Linked DNA regions of Mus musculus: region 1 is linked to region 2. Evidence: chromatin loops called from intact Hi-C (ENCODE). Cell type or tissue: left cerebral cortex. All regions are shown on one strand. Links, peaks and the distances in the headings refer to the core of each region. The heading gives the core; the rest is flanking DNA.

What was found. Hi-C counts contacts between places; a loop is a spot of excess contacts. Peaks named below come from ENCODE experiments on the same cell type or tissue, not always from the same donor. Only the 100,000 strongest peaks of a DNase experiment are listed, where the experiment ranks them.
Region 1: a loop joins it to region 2, with 8 times the contacts of the local background. A loop is called at or near these places in 5 of 42 quality-filtered maps.

The regions. Positions count from the first base shown.
Region 1 is chrX:70,324,724-70,336,284 of GRCm38, forward strand. No RefSeq gene overlaps it. Among named protein-coding and RNA genes, the nearest start is that of Ids, 35 kb to the right of the region's middle. In left cerebral cortex, for the core only: a CTCF peak has its summit at 5,921 (motif pointing left); DNase peaks (open chromatin) are centred at 3,983 and 5,919.
Region 2 is chrX:70,156,283-70,167,843 of GRCm38, forward strand. No RefSeq gene overlaps it. Among named protein-coding and RNA genes, the nearest start is that of 1700111N16Rik, 18 kb to the left of the region's middle. In left cerebral cortex, for the core only: a CTCF peak has its summit at 4,927 (motif pointing left); a DNase peak (open chromatin) is centred at 4,930.

The DNA of each region.
Region 1 (11,561 bases), core at 1,631-9,630, 170 kb after region 2:
CCATAAAGCTGCTGCCTGTCTGTGGAATCCTTTCGCCAACAGGGCTGCCTTGTCTGGCCTCAATGTGAGAGGATGCACCTAACCATACAGAGACTTGATGAACCAGAGTGGGAAATACCCCGGGAGATGGGGGGATCCTCTCAGAGGAAAAAAAGGAATGGGGGAGGGACCCTGTGATGGGGGACTGGGAGGGAGTACAGTAATTGGGATGTTAATAAATTAATTTAAAAACGGTGAGAAGCCCTTTTAAAAATGAGGTACAGAGCTAAACATAATTTCCAACAGGGGATTCTCTAATGGCTGAGAAGCACTTAAATAAATGTTCAATACCCTTAGTCATCAGGGAAATGCATATCAAAATAACCCTGAGATTCCACCTTACACATATCAGAAGAGCTAAGATCAAAAGCTCAAGTGACAGCTTGAGGCAAATTTGTGGAGCAAGGAGAACACTCCTCCATTGCTGGTGGGAGTGCAAACTTGTACAACCACTTCAGAAATGAATTTAGCAGTTTCTCAGAAAACTAGGAATAGTTCTACTCCAAGAACTAGCTATACTACTCCTGGGCATATGACCAAAAGATGCCCCACTATACCACAGGGACACTTGCTCAACTATGTTCATAGCAGCTTTATTCATAATAGCCAGAAACTGGAAACCTGGATACGCCTCAAATGAAGAACAGATAAAGAAAATGTGGTACATCTATGCAATAGAATACGACTTGGCTAATAAAAACAAAAACATCATGAAATTTGCAAGCAAATGGATGGAACTAAAAAATGTCATCCTGAGTGAGATAACTCAGACCCAGAAAGATACCCATGGTATACACTCATTTATAAGTGAACATTAGCCATAAAGTACAGAATAATCTTGCTATAATCTACAGACCCAAGAAACTAAATAATAAGGAGGGCTCAAGGGAGGATGTGTGACCTCAGATGGGAAAATAAAATAGTCATTGGAGGTGAATGGAGGGAGGGAACATGATGGGAGAGGGTGAAGAGGGGAAGGGTGCTGGGGATTGAGGGAGGGAGAGTGAAGGAGAGAGGGGAGTTGAAGAGGGCTAGGAATGAGAATTGAAATCAGTAGGGGTATCTCTGGGACTAGCTGGAAACCATGGATGTAGGGAGTCTCTGTAGAGTCTATGGTTGGGACCACATCTGAGACTCCTACCAGCAGGGGATATGGAGACTGAAGTGGCCACCTCCTGTAGCTAGCTAGGCAGGACATCCAGTATAGAGAGGGGGACATAAACCCATCCACAAAACCTTCAACCCAAAATTTGTCTACAAGATATGCAGAGATAAAGATGGAGTGGAGACCGAGGGAATCGCCAGCCAATAAGTGGCTCAAATTGAGACCCAACTCATGTGACAACCCCTGACACTATTAATGATACTCTGTTGTTCTTTCAGACAGGAACCTAGCCCAACTGTCTCCTGAGAGACTTTATCCAGCAGTGGATGGAAACAGATACAAAGACTGTGATGGTTTGTATTTTCTTGGACCAGGGAGTGGCACCATTTGGAGGTGTGGCCTTGTTGGAATAGGTATGACCTGATTGGAATAGGTGTGTCACTGTGGGTGTGGGCTTAAGATCCTCACCCTAGTTGCCTGGAAGTCAGTCTTCAACTAGCAGCCTTTGGGTGCAGACGTAGAACTCTCAGCTCTGCCTGTGCCATGCCTGCTTGGATACTGCTATGCTCCTGCCTTGATGATTATATACTGAACCTCTGAACCTGTAAGCCAGCCTCAATTAAATGTTTTTTATAAGACTTGCCTTGGTCATGGTGTCTGTTCACAGCAGTAAAACCCTAAGACAGAGACCCACAGCTAAATGCCAGACAGAGCTCAGGGAATCTTTTGGAAGAGTGGGAGATAGAACTGAGCGAGCTGGAGGGGTCAAGGACACCACAAGAAAACCTACAGAGTCAACTAAGCTGAGCCCATGGGGGCTCACAGAGACTGAACCACCAACCAGAGAGCATACAGGAGCTGCACCTAGGCTCCCTACATATTAGTAGCAGATGTGCAGCTTGGTCTTCATGTGGGCCCCCTAACAATTGAAGTGGGGATCTTCTCTGAATCTGTTGCCTGCCACTAGATTCCCTTTCCCTACTGCCTTGTTGGGCCTCATTGGGAGAGGATATACTTATTCCTGCTGCAATTGGATGTCCCAGGGTAGGATGATACCCAAGGGGGAATTTCCCTTCTCTGAGAAGAAAGGAATGGGGTAGTGGGGGAGATTTATAAGTATGGGACTTTGAGAAGGGAGGGGTGCTGTGATAGGGATATAAACTGAATAAATTAATTTATTTATTTAAAAAAATCTGTGTACCAGCACGCCCAGCTTCTATTTGTATTTCAGAGCCCACTTCCATAATAATCCATCATGTGTGTCATCTTGGCTAGGTCATAGATTCTTAAGCTTTTGGTCAAACATCTACCTAGCTTTTTCATGAAGGTGCATTTCATTTTCATTTTTATTTAAATCATTCTATTTTTTTTAGTAAAGCAGAGTACCACTCATAATGTGGTTGAGAATCATTCAATGAATTCAAACTCTTAAGAGAAAAAGACTGTGTTATCTGAAGGCAGAGATCCATTAGATGGAAGCTGCAATAAACTTTCTAAGCCTCCACCCTAGAGAGTCTGACACTGTCAGCAGACCACCACATAAGCAAATTGTTAACACAAATGAATTGTCATAGATGTCTGTGATGTGTGTGTGTGTGTGTGTGTGTGTGTGTGTGTGTGTATAGGTGAAATAATATGTTTCTTATTGCTTCTGTCTCTCTGAAGAATCCTAACTAGTACAACCTCTCAAATTACTTGTTTTCACACGTGACTCCAAGAGAATACATGTTGTAGCTGCCTGCAGCTACACAAACCGAGTTCCTGAAAGGGAGGCTGGGGCTTCATGGGAGAAAAAAGGTGAGAGAAATAATGAGACCAGGACAAAGATACTGATCAAGGCCCAAAGTTTACTTAAGAGTCTGAGCTTAAAGAGGGGGGAACCCCATCCCCCACCACACCAAGAACTCTTTTCCTAGGGATAGTGTCTGGAAAACAGGTTCAACCTCTCAGCAGGTAGTGGTGTCTAGGAGGAAACCGCAGAAGTGGCAGAACAATAGACCTATCTAGGTCAGAAGACTCCACCCTAGGTGGCCTAGCTCACAGTAGCAGAACAGGTCTGAGCCAGCCTGCTCAAGGCTGGGGGAGGCTACACCATGTCACAGATAAATACTCTATAGCAGAAAACAGTGAGATGACTAGCTAGGGTCCTAGTATTATTTGTAGCTCAGGCTACTCATTCTCTTTTGACACACATGTTGATTCAATCTTACTGCATTTTCTCATCCAATATATGCAGCCTCCCATCTCCCTCCACCAAAGTATTCCAGTGATCAAAGCTGAAAATGGAGTGTCACTCCAAAGGCCCAGATCTTATGATAGTCCATCTTTCCCCAGGTTACTCTTAAGCTTCTAAGCCTATCATGGCTGGGCCAAGCATAGGTTGTACTCTACATTAACAGATTAAAGAAAAGGAGAGAACGAGTACCTCTGGGCAAGATGAAACACCTCAAAATCTCTCACTCAGTTGGCTCTGGGGCTAAGTGGCAAAAAAAAAAAAAAATCGTCACAAAACTGATGCTCTTCCTCCTGAGATCCCACACATAAGCTTATTCAAATATTTGCCAAAGTGCTCACAGATGCTGCAGCCTCTCTCTAGTTCCAATCTAATGGAGGCCATTGATTTAGGGAAGTGGATTTACAAGATAAACTTGACCGAGATGGCAAGCTGGTTAATAGTAGCCAAACAAGCTACTGCAGGCCCTCTGGCCAAACTGGACTTCTTCAGACTATCCCCTGGGACAACACTATCTGCACTACCCTGAGTGGCTTAATAGATGGTGCCTTGAACAGGGTCTGCCTTTAGTCTTAGCAAATTCAGTCCTACCCCATGCATGTTACAGTCTTGCATGGTAAACAGCTGCAGCCTGGCAAGAGAGGAAGACATGGAAAACTGCCCAGGCAGCAGGCTTAGTGAGAAACAATGAGAGTTCACAAAGCCTTTGTTCTAGTTTTATTTCTGTTGCTGTGGTAAAATACTCTGACAAAAAGCGACTGAGGGCAAACAGGGTCTGTTCTAGCTCACTGCAGGAAAGCCAAGGTAGAAATCTGAAGCACATACTCACATCACACCCAGGAGCGAATAAATTAATGCATGCATGCTTTTATATTCAGCTGCCTTTCTTAGACAGGCCAGGCCCCAAATCAGGGAACATGCCAGCCACTCTCAGGCTGAGTCTTCCCATATCAATTAAAGTAACCAGGGCAATGGCCACAGGCAAACCTAATCCAGACAATCCCCTATAGAAACTTACTTCCCCAAATGAGTCCAGGTGGTGTCAAGTTGACAGTTAAAACTACCCATTACACTTTAAGAGAGGAAATATTTGAGCTCTATCACACCTGTCTTCAATCTGCCACCTTGTTAGAAGGGCAGCAAAGATGCTTCAAACTAGTACTTCCAAGTTGATTCCTTCTCCGACAAAATCCATGCAGTTCACTAAGTTCACTTTGATAAGGCCATGACTACTGAAGGAAAAATCATCCAGGAATGAGAACAAGCGCCTCATCCCAGAGCTTGTTCCCATCCCAGCCTCACTACTCATTCTCTAGATGGTACACCCAAGGTTGAGGACCAGACAAAATCAGGGTGATGGTACAACAGGATAACTGTTCTGGTGTTCAGGTTTGCTACAATCTGTCAGTTCACATAGTCTCATGTATTCTAACAATACCATGAGTTATGCACAGGTCTCTCAGAGCCAATGAATCATGGCCATTAGTTGAATTTGAACCCTGCATTTCAGTGGGATTTAAAATAAAGTCACCCAAAGCCAACATACCTGTGTAACATTAAGGCAAGAGCATAACCAAAAAGAAAGAAAGGAAGTGGGGCTAGCAAGATGGTTCAGTGAGTAAAGCTCAAGTCTAACGACCTGAGTCCCATCCTCAGATCCTAGAGTGGAAGAAGAAAACAGACTCCCAGACTCCTGCTCGTCATCCTCTATACATGCACCATACACCAACGCATGTTACACACACACACACACACACACACACACATCCATCTTGGAACAGAAGTCTTTTTTCCCATCAATTTATTTATTCTTTACATCCCAATCGCAGCCTCCCTCCTCCTAGTCCCCATTTCACACAATCCCTCTCCCCTCCTACGCCTAACTTCAGCTCTGATGGTCTTGACTCCAAGTTCCCCCAGGGCAACTCCCAATAGCCACACATGCTTCCTGTGTAAAAAGAACAGGTTTTATCAATAAGAATACTAAATAGTAAGATAAATTTGAAACGAAGATAAAGAATTATTCTATGTAGGTATGACTCATTCAACATTTAGGATGTATTATATCAAGAAATTCTTTGTTGCTCGTCTAAAAATCATATTAATGAGGTGTCTAACATTCAGTCAGGCAAGCTTGTTTCTTTGGTCCACATGATGGCTGGTACTTGCTGCCAATAATGGCTGACAGAGAAGACAGCATAATATCCTGTTTTACAAAAGTATAAATACTACAGGCTGCAGCAGCAACCTTTGTGTCATTTGGGGAGGACGTTTTCACCATAGATAAAACCTATGCCTCTGGGCTGCAAAAAGGACCCAGTCCCAGAGGGGTATAAAGCATGTTAGCAGTTAGAAAACAACCCCAGGAGAGCCAGGACCTTCGCTTAATCTACCGAATATTTTATTCATGTTAATTCATAACAGTGTCTTTAAACCCCTGGACTAGAATTCAAGAACAGTCAGTGTGTGTGACAGTCATTATTCCTTAGAGACACCCTCTGCCACCAGCTGGGCACCCTTCCTGAGTTCTTGGTGCCACAGCGGCCTCCAGTGGTTTCTTTGAGGAACCACATGCTGTCTCTGCCTCTGAGCTGGAGCTAAGCCCAGAAAGCCAAGGCTGAAGGCAGTGGTGCCCCTTGGCTGCTTCTGAACCTGGGTTATGTGGCAGGTCCGAGCCATCAGAGCCAAAAGGCTCCAATCCAAGTGCTCGCCCTGGAAACAAAGCACTTCCCTGTTGCTATAAAGCACAGACCAGACAGGTTTGTATTTCATCCTTCATTCCATCGTCTAACATATCTGCTGACCCAATTTTACAGATGTTCTCTTCAAAACGGACTTGACTTTATGAATATTTTTCTATCAAGCTGTGGCAATAGAAATGTCAAAAAATTAAGTCCTTTAAGTAGGACAAGCAACTGCCCATTCAGTCTAAAATTGATTCTTAACCAACCAGTTGGTTGTACATAAATGAATCTTGGGGGAGGGGGCAATTCACTGAAATTAGTAGCCCTCCCCCATCCCATCCCACCTCAGTCCCTCAGCATCGGCTTAGTAACAGTTTCGCTTCATTTCCTATAAAAGGCCATACCTCCAATCCATTATTGAAAACATTCCCGTCCCATAACCTCCTTCATTTTCATATATGTAGCTCAGGGCAAGAGGTTCTCTCTCTGCCATGGCTTCCCTTTGATTTGAAAGCAATACAAAGAAAAAAAGGAAATGAAAAATCTAGCACGGAAAGGAGAGTGCTTGATCCTTACGCACATGTGCATGCCCTCCAGTCACATACAAAGGCAATTTTCCAAACGGGTGGTTGCCAGCCTTCCCCATTTTCCAGGTTGATTTTCTGGCAGCTCCACAGCTTTGAGCCAACTGCTCTGCACATCATTTTAGCTAAAATCTACCCCTTGGTCATAAAGTATAGGACAAAAACATTGTGAAAGCTGCAGCAGTCCTTATAGGCTCCTACACAGAGGACTTGGAGGTAGGCTTCTAATAGACCTGGCAAACACAGCTCTGATAGCTGCTTCAACCTGGCCAATTAATTATGCTCTTGGTCAAGTCACTTACCTCCTCTGGACACTAGCTCCCACTTCAGAATAGGGAGTTGAGTGGAGATATCCTCCCAATTCCCAGTTAGTAATTCCGACTATGCTGCCTTTGACCTGCCTCGAGCACTTTAAAAACAGTTCCTTTCATTCATTAATTTAGTAGACATAGATGACTACATGTGTCAGGCTCTAGGTTAAAGGCTTAATGTAGGAGAATGGGTAAGAAACAAATCACTGCAAGGCAACATAGATTGCACTAGAGGAAAGACCCAGAAATCTGAATGTGTGGGCCCCACTGAACTGGAATGGGAATTTGGGCCACGTCTTTGGAGGTCAATTTGGCACTGGAGTCCATGTTTCTAAATGCATATGCTGTGTTAAAAGCTCGATGGCTTTAGTTAATATAAAAAGAAAAGCTGTTCTTTTGTGGTTCATATTGTTTGGGGCTGTTTGCTTTGCTTTGATTTGATTTGCTTTATTTTGTTTTTACTGAGTGACTTACAAAATCCCAGGAAAGGCCAAAGTTTTAGACCTCAATATTGGGCAAGAACAAAAGTGGTCAGGAAGCTGCCAACAGCTACCATCAAAGTCACAGACACAAAAAAATATTTAGCAGCAATACTCATTGCTGCTGCTGAACAATGGTAGCCACCATTACTACAGAGTCATGCCACCATTGCTTCCTACTGCAACCTCGAGGAGAATTTAGGTCACAAGTCACATACCTGCCCTCTGGTCCCCAAAAGAACTCCCTCACTGGCATGTCCAACCTGTGGTCCATGGGCCACATATACCCAAGGATAACCATGATTGTGGTCCAACACAACATCATAAATGTACTTAAAACAAGCTTTTGTGATATTAAAACACAGATTGTATGGTTCTCTAGCATGAACTGTTGACAGCATAGTCTCATTACAATGGCAAAGGAACATGAGCATCTGCCATTTTGTGCCTCCACCCTAGCAAGTGGGCTCTGCCTCCTGCCCAACAGGACAATATCAGGAGTTTCCCAAATAGAGGAAAGCATTTGCAAGTTTAGTTGCCAAAATATTGACTCATGTCCTTGATGCATGCCTTGAACTAGCTAATTACACTCCACAAGTTTATCTGTTAGAGATATGTTAACACACAGGCATGCAAAGATGAACACATAGTGAAATTCTCCATGTTATAATTTACAATAGAATTTGCACTGGAAACAACCTAAAGAGTCAGCGACAGAAGTTTAGGGAAAATAAGGTATCCATTATAATGATGGACCTGTGAAGTGGAAACTTCTGCTTTCTTTGGAGAGTCGGTTGTGTTGGATGGTATTTTGCTGGGGCAAATAGGAAGCAACATTTGCTGAAGCAGAAACAGGTGAAGAGATGTTTCACTAAGGCAGACTCCTGAAAGAACGGTTCACTGAAGAAGGCACAGATGAAAGGATGTTTTGCTAAATCAAGCCAATAAAAGGATGCATAATGAAGGATTCTTTGCTAATGACACTCATGTGTTGGTCTGCGTTGTTGAGCTCCATTTGTTGGGACTCAGAGAAAAACACACCAAAGAATGTCTGATGTGCTGGCAGCTTCTTGCCACTTCCAAGGACTCTGGCTCTGGCCAATTGATAGTGATGTCGGCTGATGCAGACTCATGTGGAGTTTTGCTAAGACAGACTCTTGTGCTAAGGCAAGACACGTGGGGAGGCAAGAAGCATAGAAGATAGGTAATATTTGGAGGGAGTATACATTAGACTCAACAGACTGTGAGGGGCTTTGCTGGCACTTCTTTGTCTCGAGTCTTTGCTGGTCTTCGCTTAGTTGAGAGAGGCACAGCCGAGAACTTGTGTTCCTGGTGGTCCTAATTCCTCCTGCTGACTCATGCTGATTCGACTGAGGCCTAACTATTTCTGCTAGGTCATACCACCCCTGCTGCTATCCTGACACTACTGAACTGGTCTGCTGGTGGATCGAGCTGCTGCTGACCAGTGAACTGAACTGCTGATTTCCTGACAACACACATGGGATTGCTCCAAAGAACAATTTCTAAACAGATCCACTTCCCCCATATCCTAATAACCTTTCTTTTCCACTACCTCTGGTACGTAGTGGGCTTAAAGGGGGGTTAACATGTGTAAGAACCCTTATTAAAAATAGGATTTAAAAAGTTAAGATCACAGACCTGGAAGACAATAAAGAGTACAGACAGGCTGTGCCCTCATAGCACTGACCAAACCAGGGAAACAGATGCAAATGAAGTCATTGAAGAAATGAATATAAAAGCACAGTTAGCTGAGACCTAAGAAGTGGGATGCAAATGCTGCATGTTGTAGTCTGATTTAGTCAAAGGGAAGGATGCCCTTGCAGAAGATAAAGCTGGCCCCAGTTGGAGTAGATTTTAGAATATGTAGCAGGCTGGTACAGGCCAAAGGATCTGTCCCAAGACCAGATTAAAGAACTTTCTATTTGTCCCCACAGTAATGGCAAGTCACTGATTTATCCAGGGATAGCAGGAAGAAAGTACAAGTAGTAGAGAGACAAGAATTAGACTTTACAAAACCTCTCTTTAGAACTGTGTGAACTGGACAGCACTGCTGCAAGAGTGGGGGACCAGTTAGGACCACTCTGTAGTTGGACTTAAGGACCACTCAATCAGATGAAACCCATGCATGGCACTGCCAGGGTGGACAAGAACCTGAGAAATGCCATGGGGCTTAGGAGAGAATCAAATACCAGTGCTGTTCTAAAGGAACAGTACGGTGCATCCTCCTGGCATTCTGCTGTACCTATAAATCAGAGACTCACTCGCTCACCATCCGAGAAGCTTCTCTTGCAGTAGATGGCAACTAACACAGAGGCCCACAACTGGACAATACACAGAGTCAGAGACTGTGGGACAGTTGGTCTTCAGTGGGATGTCCTCACATGCTGCAGGCCCTTTGCCCACCTGCCCCAGAGGCCCGTTCCACGCAGACAAAGGGATCCAGAGGGTCTGCGGCACTCACAAAGTTCTCCCCTCAGAGCACAGGAATTTATGAGGAAAAAGAGGCAGAGAGATTAATTACAAGAGCCAGGGGGATGGATGACTACAAGGAAACAGTACTTTACCGACACAAAAGGGATGACACACAAACTCACAGAGTCTATGACAAGATGTGCAAGTCTGATGGTGTCCCAGTACTGACAAGGGTTAGTGGACAAAGGCTCCCTCCTTTAACTAAGAGGTTATCTGCAATTGATACCTTCTTTACAAAAGGGAAAACTAGTTTTCTCCAGTGGAATTTCACTGGGTATATTAACCACTCTTAACAGCAGGCATGCCAAGGAGTAGTTGCCAAGAGAAAACAAACTCAATGGTACTTTTGTAGACTTTTTAATCTCATATTGCTCTGGGCATTTTTGCATCACTGAGCTTTTGCTTGCATATTATGGTTTCCTATTTTGTGTTTTTGTGGGGTGTGGGTGTGTGTATGTGTTGTGCATTTTGCTTTTTTATAAATTTTGATTTGTTTTGATTTTCTTTGTTTGCCTGGGTTTTTTGCTTCCTAGAGAAGGGGATGAGGTAAAGAGAGGGCAGGTAATTGGGTGGGTGGGGGAGGTGAGAGAGAGAGATCGGGGAGGAGTCAGAGAAGGGGAATCATAATTAGAAAATACTGCACAAAAAGGATTTTTCAACAAAAACTATATGAAAAGAGTATTCAGCATGAGAAAACAAGAGAGGAGGGGGAAAATCATGCAAAATAAAAATCATGTTTTAAATTAGAATGTAAGAAATAAAAAGGAGGTAGACTATGGCTCTATAATATATAACACAGAAGGAAAGTTATTTCAAGTAAACTTTGGTGATACTGGTTTTGTTTTTACTGTTTGTCCTGGGGTTTAAACTAAGGGCTTGATGCATAAATGACAACATTGTACACTTTGTCTTATCACCAAGTCTATTTTTTACTTTCTCAAAAATTTGAGAGAGGGTTTAAGTAAATTGCCTAAGCTAGCCTTGAACTCTGCAGCCCAGCTAGGCTTGAACCTTCTGATCCTCTTACCTCAGCCTCCCAAATCACTGGGACTGTCTTTGTCCTCTTACAGTTTCCTGACTTTCCTATTACTAAGAATAAGGAAGGAAGGAAGAAAGGAATATATTTCATATTTTATATTTTCATAAGTAAGGAATATATTATTTCTTTAAAAGAAATCACCTGGTATGACTCATCTTCTATAAAAGAGAAAACCTGCATGGGAGAGGACTTACAGAAAACTACCACTAGAGAAAAACTGTAATTTTTTTGTTTGTATTTTAACTATTTTGCTCCCTTTAAAGATATTTTCAAGGCTACATGAGAAATTATCCTCACTTTATATAGCCAAACATATTATTTTAATAATTAATATTCATTATTCAATCAAAAATCTAAAATATTGAAGTCTCTGTAGTTAATTCTCTGTGAAATAACAGCCTGGATTAGAGTTATTTAATGAAGAAAATTGTACTTTAATGGGCTAGATAGTCATATGTTGTGGGAATCTGATCAATGTATGATTCCTATAATCCCTGGCCTCTATTCCCTAGGCACCAGCAAGAACAAACAAAATGTCTCTATTTAAAAACGTCCGCAGACAATACCACTTGCTCTCCTACTTGTGAATCCTAG
Region 2 (11,561 bases), core at 1,457-9,456:
GCATGCCCCCTCCCTATGTTGAGGGAAGGGGCCACACACCCATCTCCAAAATTTTAACCCAGAATTACTCCTGTCTAAAGGAAATACAGGGATAAAGTGTGAAACAGAGACCACCCAGAGACTGCCTCACCTGGGGATGGATCCCACATGCGCACATCAAATTCAGACATAATGCTGATGCCAAGAAGTGCTTGCTGACAGGAACCTGATACAGTTGTCTCCTGAGAGGCTATACCAGATCCTGAACAATACAGATGAGGATGCTTGCAGCCAACCATTGGACTGAGCAAAGGGACCCCAATAGAGGAGATGGGGAAGGACTGTAGGAGTTGGAAGGGCCTTATCTGGCATCAATGGGAGGGGATACCTTTGGTCCTGTGAAGGCTTGATGCCCCAGTGTAGAGGAATCCTAAGGTGGTGAGGCAGGAGTATTTGTGTGGGGGAGCACCCTCATAGAAGCAAGGTAAGGGGAGGGGATGGGATAGGGTTTGCAGAGGAGAAAGGAGGAAAAGGGATAACATTTGAAATGTAAACAACTAAAGTATCCAATTAAAAGAAAGGAAAAAAGAGAATGTTTCACTTTTGAATTATATCCTCTAACCTTGTTATTATTCCATGAGTCCTTGAAATGTTTGCCTTATTGATTAGGTATAAATTAAGTGGATTTAAACAGTAAGGTTATTATACACCGTGTTAATTTGGTAAATCCTGGACAATTATTTTTTACTGTTGTGAATATCTACAGCTAAATTAGTTTATATTTTTATATTCCTTCATTATTTGAATGATAAATTTGATGCAAATTGTACAGTGTATCTTGTCATTGTAGCTAGCCTGTGTTTTTATTTTATGGTTCTATGTTGTTTGATAATTTTTTTCTTGATACTCACAAATTACTTTCTTTCTACAAAATTGAGGAAGCTGTACTAGATTATATTAAATGCTTACTAATCTTAATTTCCATAAGATATAGTTTACCCTTTAAAATTCATATTCAATTCTCCCTTAATATTTTTAACATATATTTTCTAGTATTTTTGTAACTTAATTTTTTTCTAAAAGGAAATACATATATGCTTACATTATCTCTACTTTGCCTGCTTTCTATAATTTTCTCTAATCATTTTTAGAATTTCTGTTTCATTTTCTTCAATTATCTAAAGATTGTCATCTATTTCTACCAGTCCTTACTGGTGCTTTAGTAAATCTGATGGTACATTCTCAGACACCATTATTTATAATTTAGTGACAAGCTCTGTAATAATTTTAATTTGTTATCCACTTTGTATATAAAACAGGAAACTCATTTTTATCTTTTCCTGATATTTTCTTCATTAGGCTCATAATTCATAAGAGACAGTTTTGTTGAGTTGTTTGATCAATATCAGATCATAATTTTTGTAAATGTAACTTTAAAATATTAATATTATATAAGCTTAGTTTATCTTCTGTATCCTTATTATTTGTCACAATTTCATGGTGTTTTTATATAGATATCTTTGCCCTCTTTCATTAGTAGTCATCCTTGAGTGAGCAAAAATCTTTTAGTCCAGATGTATCAACAATATATTGTAAAAGAGGGGCCAGGGCAATGACATGGGATAGCAGAAAATCCTTGATTCTTAGTAAAATCCTCCAAAATTCGTAGTTTTACAGGAGAAGATAGCAAGGTGTGTTTTCTTTTATTTCTTTGTATGTATTTTTTTTTATTTATTAGGTATTTTCTTCGTTTACATTTCCAATGCTATCCCAAAAGTCCCCCATACCCTCCCCCCAGTCCCCTACCCACCCACTCCCACTTCTTGGCCCTGGTGTTCCCCTGTACTGAGGCATATAAAGTTTGCAAGACCAATGGGCCTCTCTTTCCAGTGATGGCCTACTAGGCCATCTTCTGCTACATATGCAGCTAGAGTCAAGAGCTCCGGGGTACTGGTTAGTTCATATTGTTATTCCACCTATAGGGTTGCAGATCCTTTTAGCTCCTTGGTTACTTTCTCTAGCTCCTCTATTGGGGGCCCTGTGTTCCATCCTATAGATGACTGTGAGCATCCACTTCTGTGGTTGCTAGGCCCCGGCATAGTCTCACAAGAGACAGCTATATCTGGGTCCTTTCAACAAAATCTTCCTGGTGTATGCAATGGTGTCAGTGTTTGGAGGCTGATTATGAGATGGATCCCTGGATATGGCAGTCTCTAGATGATCCATCCTTTCGCCACAGCTCCAAATTTTGTCTCTGTAACTCTTTCCATGGGTGTTTTGTTCCCAATTCTAAGAAGGGGCAAAGTGTCCACACTTTGTTCTTCGTTCTTCTTGACTTTCATGCGTTTGGCAAATTGTATCTTATATCTTGGGTATCCTAAGTTTCTGGGCTAATATCCACTTATCAGTGAGTGCTTTGTGTGTGATACAGAGAATAAAATTTTTTCTTTTCCGTTTTGCTCACGAAGGATGGCTGCTACAGAGCTGCTTAACACCTACAGTTTTTCTCCCACGTGCTGCAAGTTTACATTGATACAGTATCTGTGAGTGTTCTCTTGTGTCATCTCAATTCTACCTGTCAATTTATTATATTCAGGAATATTTGGGGAATATTTATACAGCCATGCATTCACCCAGATCTTATATCTCCAACAAATGTTTGCCAATTTCCCCTTACAGTAAATTGCTAATTTCAGAGAAACTTGTGCACTACTAGTTGTCTCCCAGATCTGTAAAGATATTTATTCTCCAGTAAAATCACTATACCTTCATTATATTGTTGACCATACATATCACCAATATTAACTGTGTGATTCATGATTCATTATTTCCTCATTTTAATTTAAATATAAATGTTGTTTTTGTCATTTTTATAAAGTTGGTTTCAGAGAGAAAAAATAAAGATGCACTTGCTCTAAAATATTAAAAATTAATGTCTGATGAGACTTTGACGAATCTCTAATGCCTGCTGTACTGTATTTGATGCAACAGATTATATAATTCTTGTTGACTATTCTATTTATTTTTCTTTTATATCCAGTAAAACATTACCCAGACACCCCCTTGTGATTTTACACAGCTATGTAACTGAGACTGAGCTGATAAAATCTGAAGAGAAGCAGTGCTTGGGGTGCAGCTCAGCTGGTAGAGTCATTGCCTGGCATGCACAAGACACCAGGTTTGATCCCTGTGCCCTATAAAATAAAATAGGTGCAGGGGTGCATACCTATAATTCCAGCACTCAGAAATAGAGGCAAAAAGGATCAAGAATTCCATGCCATCCTACAACTGCATAGTGAAAAAAAAAAGAGCACAAGGTATGCCAGTTTGATGCCCAATTCAATACAAATACAAACATGCATTCTGCTTGCTTCTTTCTTCTGCTTGACATGTTGGAGATACCCATGTTAACACAAAATGTTTTTAAATGTTTTTGTTAAAGCAAAAAATTATTTAGCACAGACTTCTAAATGACTTATGAAGAAATTTCTCTCCCCATCTGGTATTAGTCTGGATAGTTATGTAAGTAAAAATCAAATTTATGGTTTCTGTGTCTCTGTCTCTGTCTCTCTCTCTCTCTGTCTCTCTGTCTCTCTCACTCTCTCTTTGTGTGTGTGTGTGTGTGTGTGTGTGCCTTCCTTAGATTAAATACATAGGGAATCAGAACAATGAAACAATGAAGAATTTATTCAGTATAGATTATCACTAGAAATGTTATAAAAATCGTAAAAGCCAAATATCAATGTTGGCTGACCAACACAGAATAGAACAAATGTGTGGCATATTGTTTCATGGAGATGCCATGGCTGTGAGAAGGGAGGAGACTAGTCCTATGGATAAAAAGATAAGAATAAAATAGCCAAGGTTTAGAATTAATGAGCATTAGGAGACACTAGATAAACCTGTGTATATAACATAGGAATGAAGTGAAACAGGACAATTAATGTGAATTAAGGATATGACTGATTCTCAAACAAGTCACATCAAGTTACAAGATCTGAGGAAGAAGAGAAAGTGAGCTGGAAGGAGTGGAGAGAAAAGAAACTTCAGCCTAGATATAATAATATATGAGAGAAGATTAGATAAAATTGAAAAATATCTGACCATTTGTCTGTATCAATCTCAATTTCAATTCAAATTTAAGCTTAATTTGAAGAAAAATACCTCCTACATATTTCATGTTTTATGTGGTTTTCAAGCTGTCCAACCCTTTGTATAAATAAGACTCCACAATGCAGAACTCATGGGAGCTGGAGATTAATTGAATCAGGCAGCTATGAGGTTAAAAGTATAACAGACTATTGCTTGGGGTCATTGCCACCCAGATAGCCAGAGGAGGTCTAGGAAGAATCAGGTAAAGAGGCATCATTATCAAACTCCCCCTTCTAGACAAGGTAGGTTCATGTCCTACCCTGGCTGCTACTATGTATCTGTTTCCTCTCATTTGACATTCACTGAGTCTGTATCTGACATTAGTCATTATGTTGAAAAGATCAAGAAAGACAACTGTTTACCAATGCCTGATAGGAATGAACATGCCCAATTCCACAGAGAACTTTCCATGGCAATGCCTATCATTGTTAGGCCAGACTGTATAAAACCAGCAATTGATTGATTATTTGGAAGGTAATGAAGACTCGGGTAAATGGGCCATCTTCACAGAAATCCTTTTCAAAGATCAGTATCTAATTTTGCATTTGTAACTTTGAAATGTTTTTCTCAAAGAGGCTCCCTACAGGTCCTATAAAACTTGGATCTGCTCCCTTGGAGCCATGTAGCCTGATCAAAAATAACTTTCAGGGTTCGTTGGGTACTGGAAAAAATCATAACTGGATATTTGAATTAAAACGCAGAAAATCTGCAAGACCTTCTGACAGATACTAAAGCTTTCCTTCTGTAACTTGCCTTCTGGAAAACAGAAAGTGGGGCATCTCCATCTGCTGGCAGAACACCAAAACTGCACTATATTCTGTGGACTGCAGACATTGGGCTTTGTTTCCCTTTAAATGAATAGGTAGAATCACTCGGGCAACATCCTATTCAATTGGGAAAATAGGTGGGAGTATTCAGAATCATTCCCTAAAACTGAGTCATCATTTCCATCGTGAAGAATCTGTGCTCAGGCTCTTTTCCAAGGTACTCACTTTCTTTTTTTTTTTTTTTTTAATGAGTATGCCAGTGCACCAGACAGTCCTGCTTTGTATAAACTACTATTAAACTGACCATAAGCATTTTCTATATTTGTACATATCTTCACAGCCAACTGTTGTAATTGCTATATAATCTGTTAATAATGCCCCTGACTGATTTCAGCAGTCGTGTTCACATGCTATCTACAGACTACTGCTATAAATAACACGACAATGGCCCCTTTAAGGTACAGAATTTTGTCTTTAGGAGTAACTGGAACAGTACCGTCTCACAGCCAGGCTTAAAGAGCGGAGGATTTCACATGGCAGTAGCTGTCCTCATTCATAGCTCGGCGTGTACCTAATGGTTGCTTCAACAAATGAAAGAGTGAATGAAAGCAAGTGCCTGTCATTAGTAGATGTCGTGCAAAGCAACTCCAAGGGGTTGCTCTAGTCTGTAGAGGCTATAAAAGCATCCAAGTGTTCCAGTCTTGTTGCAGACATATCTACAATGACAGCAGTCAGAATTTTGGCCATGAAGCTTCTTTCATTGTGCTCTGGCATCTTAGAATTCTAACTCTCTTACCAATATGTACACTTAATCAAATATGCAATCCAGTGAATTATTTGTAACAATTTGTTTCACATATTAAGATTGTATTCTATATCAGTCAGTTATAAAATGTGATAAACTACCTATATGTGTATGTATGATTTCACCTATTGTATTGGTTATAAATAAATATTAGAAAGGAATTTATTAATTTCATGAACCCAAGATATCCAAGTCCCTTTGATAGACATCTCCCCAACAGTCCACATTAATTCTTGATTGTGGCTGGCCAGCAGAGTGATCAGCAAGCAGAGGCAGGATAAAGGACTAAAGTTAAAGACCCTGTGTTTCTAGTTACCATACCATAGGTTTGCTGTATGACCCTCCAGACAGTATACATTCCCTGTACTGTTAAATATTGTACTGCAAGGGTTAGGCTACTTGTTTACTGTGATCATTCTAATAATAGAGTGCTGTGAGTTTATGCAGTCAAATTGTTTTGGACCTTGCAAAGATCACCAGAATTAAAAAATAAAAGGTCTTGAGGCACTACCTTTCATTAAGCCATGAATCCATGTTGTCAATCATTTATATAACAGACGTGGCACAGAACATATGAAAGCCTGTTGCCACCCTAAAAAGGGTGTTAGTCTGGCAATTATTTCTTCAAAGAAGCAGTAGCAAAGGACTGGCTTAGCTAAGTACAGCTTGGCCATGCTGTATTTCCATCAGAATGTACAGGTTACATGACAGGTAACAGGATGAAAATAAAGTACTACAAATGACACCGTACCAGCCCCCTCCCATCAGCCCGAGTTTGAATCACTGAGTTCAAAATAGAGTTCATCATATTATATACCATACTCTAAGTAGAGCCAGGTCAGTGCATAGAGAATTCTAGAAACAAGGCAAGCATGGTACTCACATACAAAAAGTGGAGAGTGTAATAAAGGAGATAGGGCCCTGACACAGTGGGAAATTTCCAAATAGAACTGCCGAGGTCTTAAAGAGTTACAGAATATAGGATAATATTAATTTACATAGAAAGGAAAGGAAAATGGTAGATGAATGGTCTCCAGAAGAAATGTCATATAAGAAGGTCTTTTGGCAGAGTAAGGCTTTGATAAAAAGCAATAGAAAAGGCAGCAGGACATCTGTCAGAAATCATCATGAGAGCAAAAGTCTAAAGGCAGAAAAAGCATGAACACTATGGTTAACCTGAGGCCTGGATTCCTGGCAGGCCCCTCATCTATTAGTAGGGCTTGGAAACACCATGTAATGTTTGCATAGGGTTATATCACAAAGAATCTGAACACAGGGCCACTTGATGATCTGCACTTCTTGAACCTTTAGTTTTGCTTCTCCTAGTGCCATAAGAGCCTCCCAAGGCTGTTCTAAATTTGTCCTATGAATGCACAAGTTATGTGAATATTGGGATGTACTCATTTAAGGTCAATGAGGATGTCTTATTTTGCTTGAGCGTGTAAAATAATGAGCTCTCCAAATGAAGGTTTCCCTGGAACACTGAGGTTCTTCAAGATGGCTGTTCTCCTGCCATAGAATCCAGGGCTCTTCAGCAGGTCTTTTCCCAGTGTTCCTGCTGACAGACCTGATGTTCCCCATATGATCAATGTATATGTGCAACACATCTATATTTTTATTATTGGAGCAATATAATCATTATTACTCCATTACCCCAAACCATTTGTCTATTTTATTTGATGAACTAATCTTTTGGTTGGCTCTTGTACTGGAAGGGATAAGCCATGGAGAACAGGCTATCTTATTGCACCCTACCCTAGACTTGCTCCTCAACCACATATTCCGCAAACCCCATCTGTACAGGATAGAAAAAGGTTTCACAGAAGGTTGACGTATATGATCAAGATCCAGAGACTATGGTGTCTGGTGTCTGTGAACGTCAACAACCAAAAATCACATAGTTCTTTAAGATGCTTACAACTAGACCAACAATGCCAAGAGTGGCCAGTAGATACCATCTTAACTTGTAGTAGTTGAGTGTTAAGAAGGACTAAACAGTAGCATGTGTCCCCATGTTACTATATCTTCCCCAGTGCAGAAGAAACCTTCAGTACCTTGGATATTAGGTAGTTTTGTCTTGAGTAGTAGATTGGAGGGGGACTAGTGACTGGCAAATAGGCATTTCAGATTAAGACCTATTGTATGTCAGTGCTGAGAGTACAAACACTTCTATATCTTGCCATATCCATTGTGCATAGTACCTACTCTCAGAGGCCTACCCAATGCAGGGCCTCAAGAAAAAGAAATGGACATATTGGCTGTTTGACTCCAAAATCTAGACAGTTTTCATTCAGAACTTGGTACAACATCACTGAGGTGTATAGGTGCATGGAAGATAAGACTTGCAGACAGGTACATTTTCAACCATCCCTTTAGCACTCTATGGAGGATTTGCTCAAAGTTCCTAAAGCCCTGAGGAATTCACCAGTTTTTTTCTTCAAGTCTAGAAAACATTTTAGGTTCAGTCTCCTTGAGGGCCAAATCCACAGGTAATGGGTGATAGGAATCCAGCAAACTCCCTTATTTGGGAGCCATGGGTCATCAATAAACATCAAGTCACAAGTACTCCTGTGCCTTCTTAGGTTATAAAGAAGACATCTCTGACTCCTTTACTATCTCTTGCCTACATCTTCTTTATTTCCTGTCCAAAAAAATGTCAGGGATATAAAAGACTTGCTTTGACATCTGGGGTGGGGTGGGGGTAAACTGAGGCTGGCAGTGAGGTGTGAAGTCTGAGTGGGATCAGCACTAAGAGCGACTGACCGGGATCAGTCCAGAGAGCAGCCAACAGAGGCTACAGCCTATGGCAGCCAGTGGTTAGAGAAGTTACTCAGCAGACCTTTCTCTGAGGGAACAAAGCTTGATTCGCTGGGGCTGGCACTCCCTATGGCTAGTGAAAAACTCCGAACACTTTTAACTCTTAGGGGCTAAAGGGTAAGAAAAGGAAACAGAGAAAATTCCTAAACATACACATACACAGAGTGGTGGAAACAAAAGGCAGACTCTAATAACTTCAGACCTATAGATGCATACACATATGCATACAGACAGACATACATGCATTCACACATAGAATGAATGGAACAAAGCTCCCATAAGCAGTCTCCTAGCACTTCACACACATACATATATCCACATATCCACATATGCACATATACACACAAACTTTGTGTATATACATACATACATATTTGATGAATGGAATAAAGTTCTAACAACTTTATTTTTTCTTACATAGCTTATATATCTCAAAATCTTTCAAGCAGTATAAGATTACAATGTGTTTGGATTCTACTTTTCTTAGTGAATAACTATGAAAAAACAATATGTTTCCCAACACCTTTACAAGAAATAATATTAGATAGTACAGGTAAAGAAAACAAATTATTCCCAAGAACCCACACGCATTCCTAACTAAGCAACTTCTTAGAGATTAACAAAGTATGAGCAAGCAACTTAGTTTTCTCAGTCACTTTCTCTTACTTGCAGGCAGCAATTTGTGGTCATAAAGAAAGGATTAATTATTTTATTTATCGTTAAAAGTAATCTTATTATATATACTTTAAATCCTAGGAGTGCATATGTATTCATCAGCAATTCTTGTTAAATCATACAGGAAGCTGAAGCAAAAATGGGTATAAGAAATCAGTTATCACCAGCCCAGCCTTAGTGAGAGTCATGTCAGCCAGTGCTGCCACTGTTCTTGTTCCCTAACCATAAAACCTCCCTAGTTTAATTAATAAGAGTGTGCCTTTCTGAACTTCATACTGGTCCTTAAGAAGTTTTACATCAGAGCCATTAGTAAAAGCATCTCGACCTAGCTTCACTAACAATTCTATTTTTCCAAATGCCTTCTAAGGGTGACAGTCATTGCTGACTATCTATATGTCTAAGTTCTTTCCTAGGGTGGTGACTGAATCATAAATCTGCTCCAGCAGCAATGCCTGAAAGAGATCAAGCACTATTGTGAGTGCCAGAGATACTGTCCAGTGAGGGGCTGGAAGTCACTTAGAGCTTTCATACAATTCTTAGATTAAGAGGGATGTGAGGGCAGCAAGCAGAACAGAACTCCATAACAGCATGAAGTCCTCAGGACATGTGGTCCTCGAATCATGCTACATGGAGGCCCACCCATGTGGCTGTGCTAACCAGTGGGCTGCATTTTATGAGCTGTAAAGCCACTTGTCATGCCTCCTGCATGACCATCGGCAATTTCCCTGTTCCTCTTTCTTTGGGTTATCAGTAAAGAGGTTAAATGAAATGACTCCTGATACTAAAGCATGGGTAACTACAGTTACTGCAGTAGCCATGGTGAAACAGTAACTCTTGCCCTCTTCTTCCCATCCTCATGCACTCACAGGCAGGTAGAACAACATGGCCATAATATTCAGCCAAATCCTCTTTCAAAATGCTGCATTTTCAACACTAAACCAGTCATTTTCCTTCTGATACATTAGTAGAACTTGTGGCCCTCAGCTCCTAAACTATGGTTCTCAGTAGAATAATGCAACTGAATTTTAAAACATCATTGCAAGTCTTAACAACCTTATATAGAGAGTGTATTGTCCAAAGAGTAGGACGTTACTCAACCCAGGGCATGCACTGAACTAGAAACAACCTGATGTTCAGTTCCCGGCATCTTATGAAACTTAGAGATCATTAGAATATTCAACCTCAATATTCTTCCTTCTGTTGAACCTTCCTTCCAGCATGCCAGCCTGCTGACCATGCTACAAAGATAGTAGAGTAGTTGCCTAGCCTACATGGTCCCTTAGTATTGTCAACAGTGTCCTCCTAAAGGCACTGCCTTGCTTCAAAGAAGGAACACCCAGGATGAGCTTTGTAAAAATTGTATCCTCCCATCTATAATAATTTGATACTGCTTTAAAACCTGTTGTGGGAAACAAATTCCCCAGTATCTCAGTGCCATTTTTGTTCCACATAGTGCAGAAAACATACATGGACATGAAGTAAAAGCCTACTATGTGTAGTAATGCAGACACATTCTTACATTTATTGCTGATGTGGTGGGCAAGGACAAAGGTGAAGGACATGTTTGATATTCTCTCTCTCTCTCTCTCTCTCTCTCTCTCTCTCTCTCTCTCTCTCTCTCTCTCTCTCTCTCTCTCTCTTTCTCTCTCTGTCTCTCTGAGACAGGGTTTCTCTGCATAGCCCTGGCTGTCCTGGAACTCACTTTGTAGATCAGGCTGGCCTCAAACTCAGAAATCTGCCTGCCTCTGCCTCTGCCTCCCAAGTGCTGGGATTAAAGGCGTGCGCCACCATGCCTGGCTGACATGTTTGATTCTTGTACCCTTGATTAATATTAACAGATGACAAGACATCCAAATTTGAGTTCTTAGAAGGTAAATGATGGAAGTCTTTAGAGACCAGTGTCTAAGCTTAGTTGATTTATTTTGGAGACACTCCGGTATAGCAGAGTTCTAGAAGTTGTTTGTTACTCAGGAGAAGTGCTCATATATTTAGCTCCTGCTAATGATTCCAGGAGATCATGTGTTCTCCAAAATCATATCCTCTATCCTTCAGAGCCAACTGACCCCTGTGCCAAGATGCTTGTCAGTTTTAGCCATTTGCAAATGTTTCCTATGAAAGACCTGTGACACACTACTTATTTGGGGACACTTTCATTTGTCACCTTTCTAACTGTTGACTATTATTAAAAGCATTAGAATGGACCTAAAGTAACTATTTCACCATTAACATAGAGACAGCTTTTAACATGTCCTGGAATAAAAGAAATCATGAGGCTGTTCAAATGTAAGAGGCCAGGAACCTAAGTGAGTAGCTGTTCCATTTTTTAAAAAAACAATAGCACCTAACTGTGTGTAAGACATTCCAGG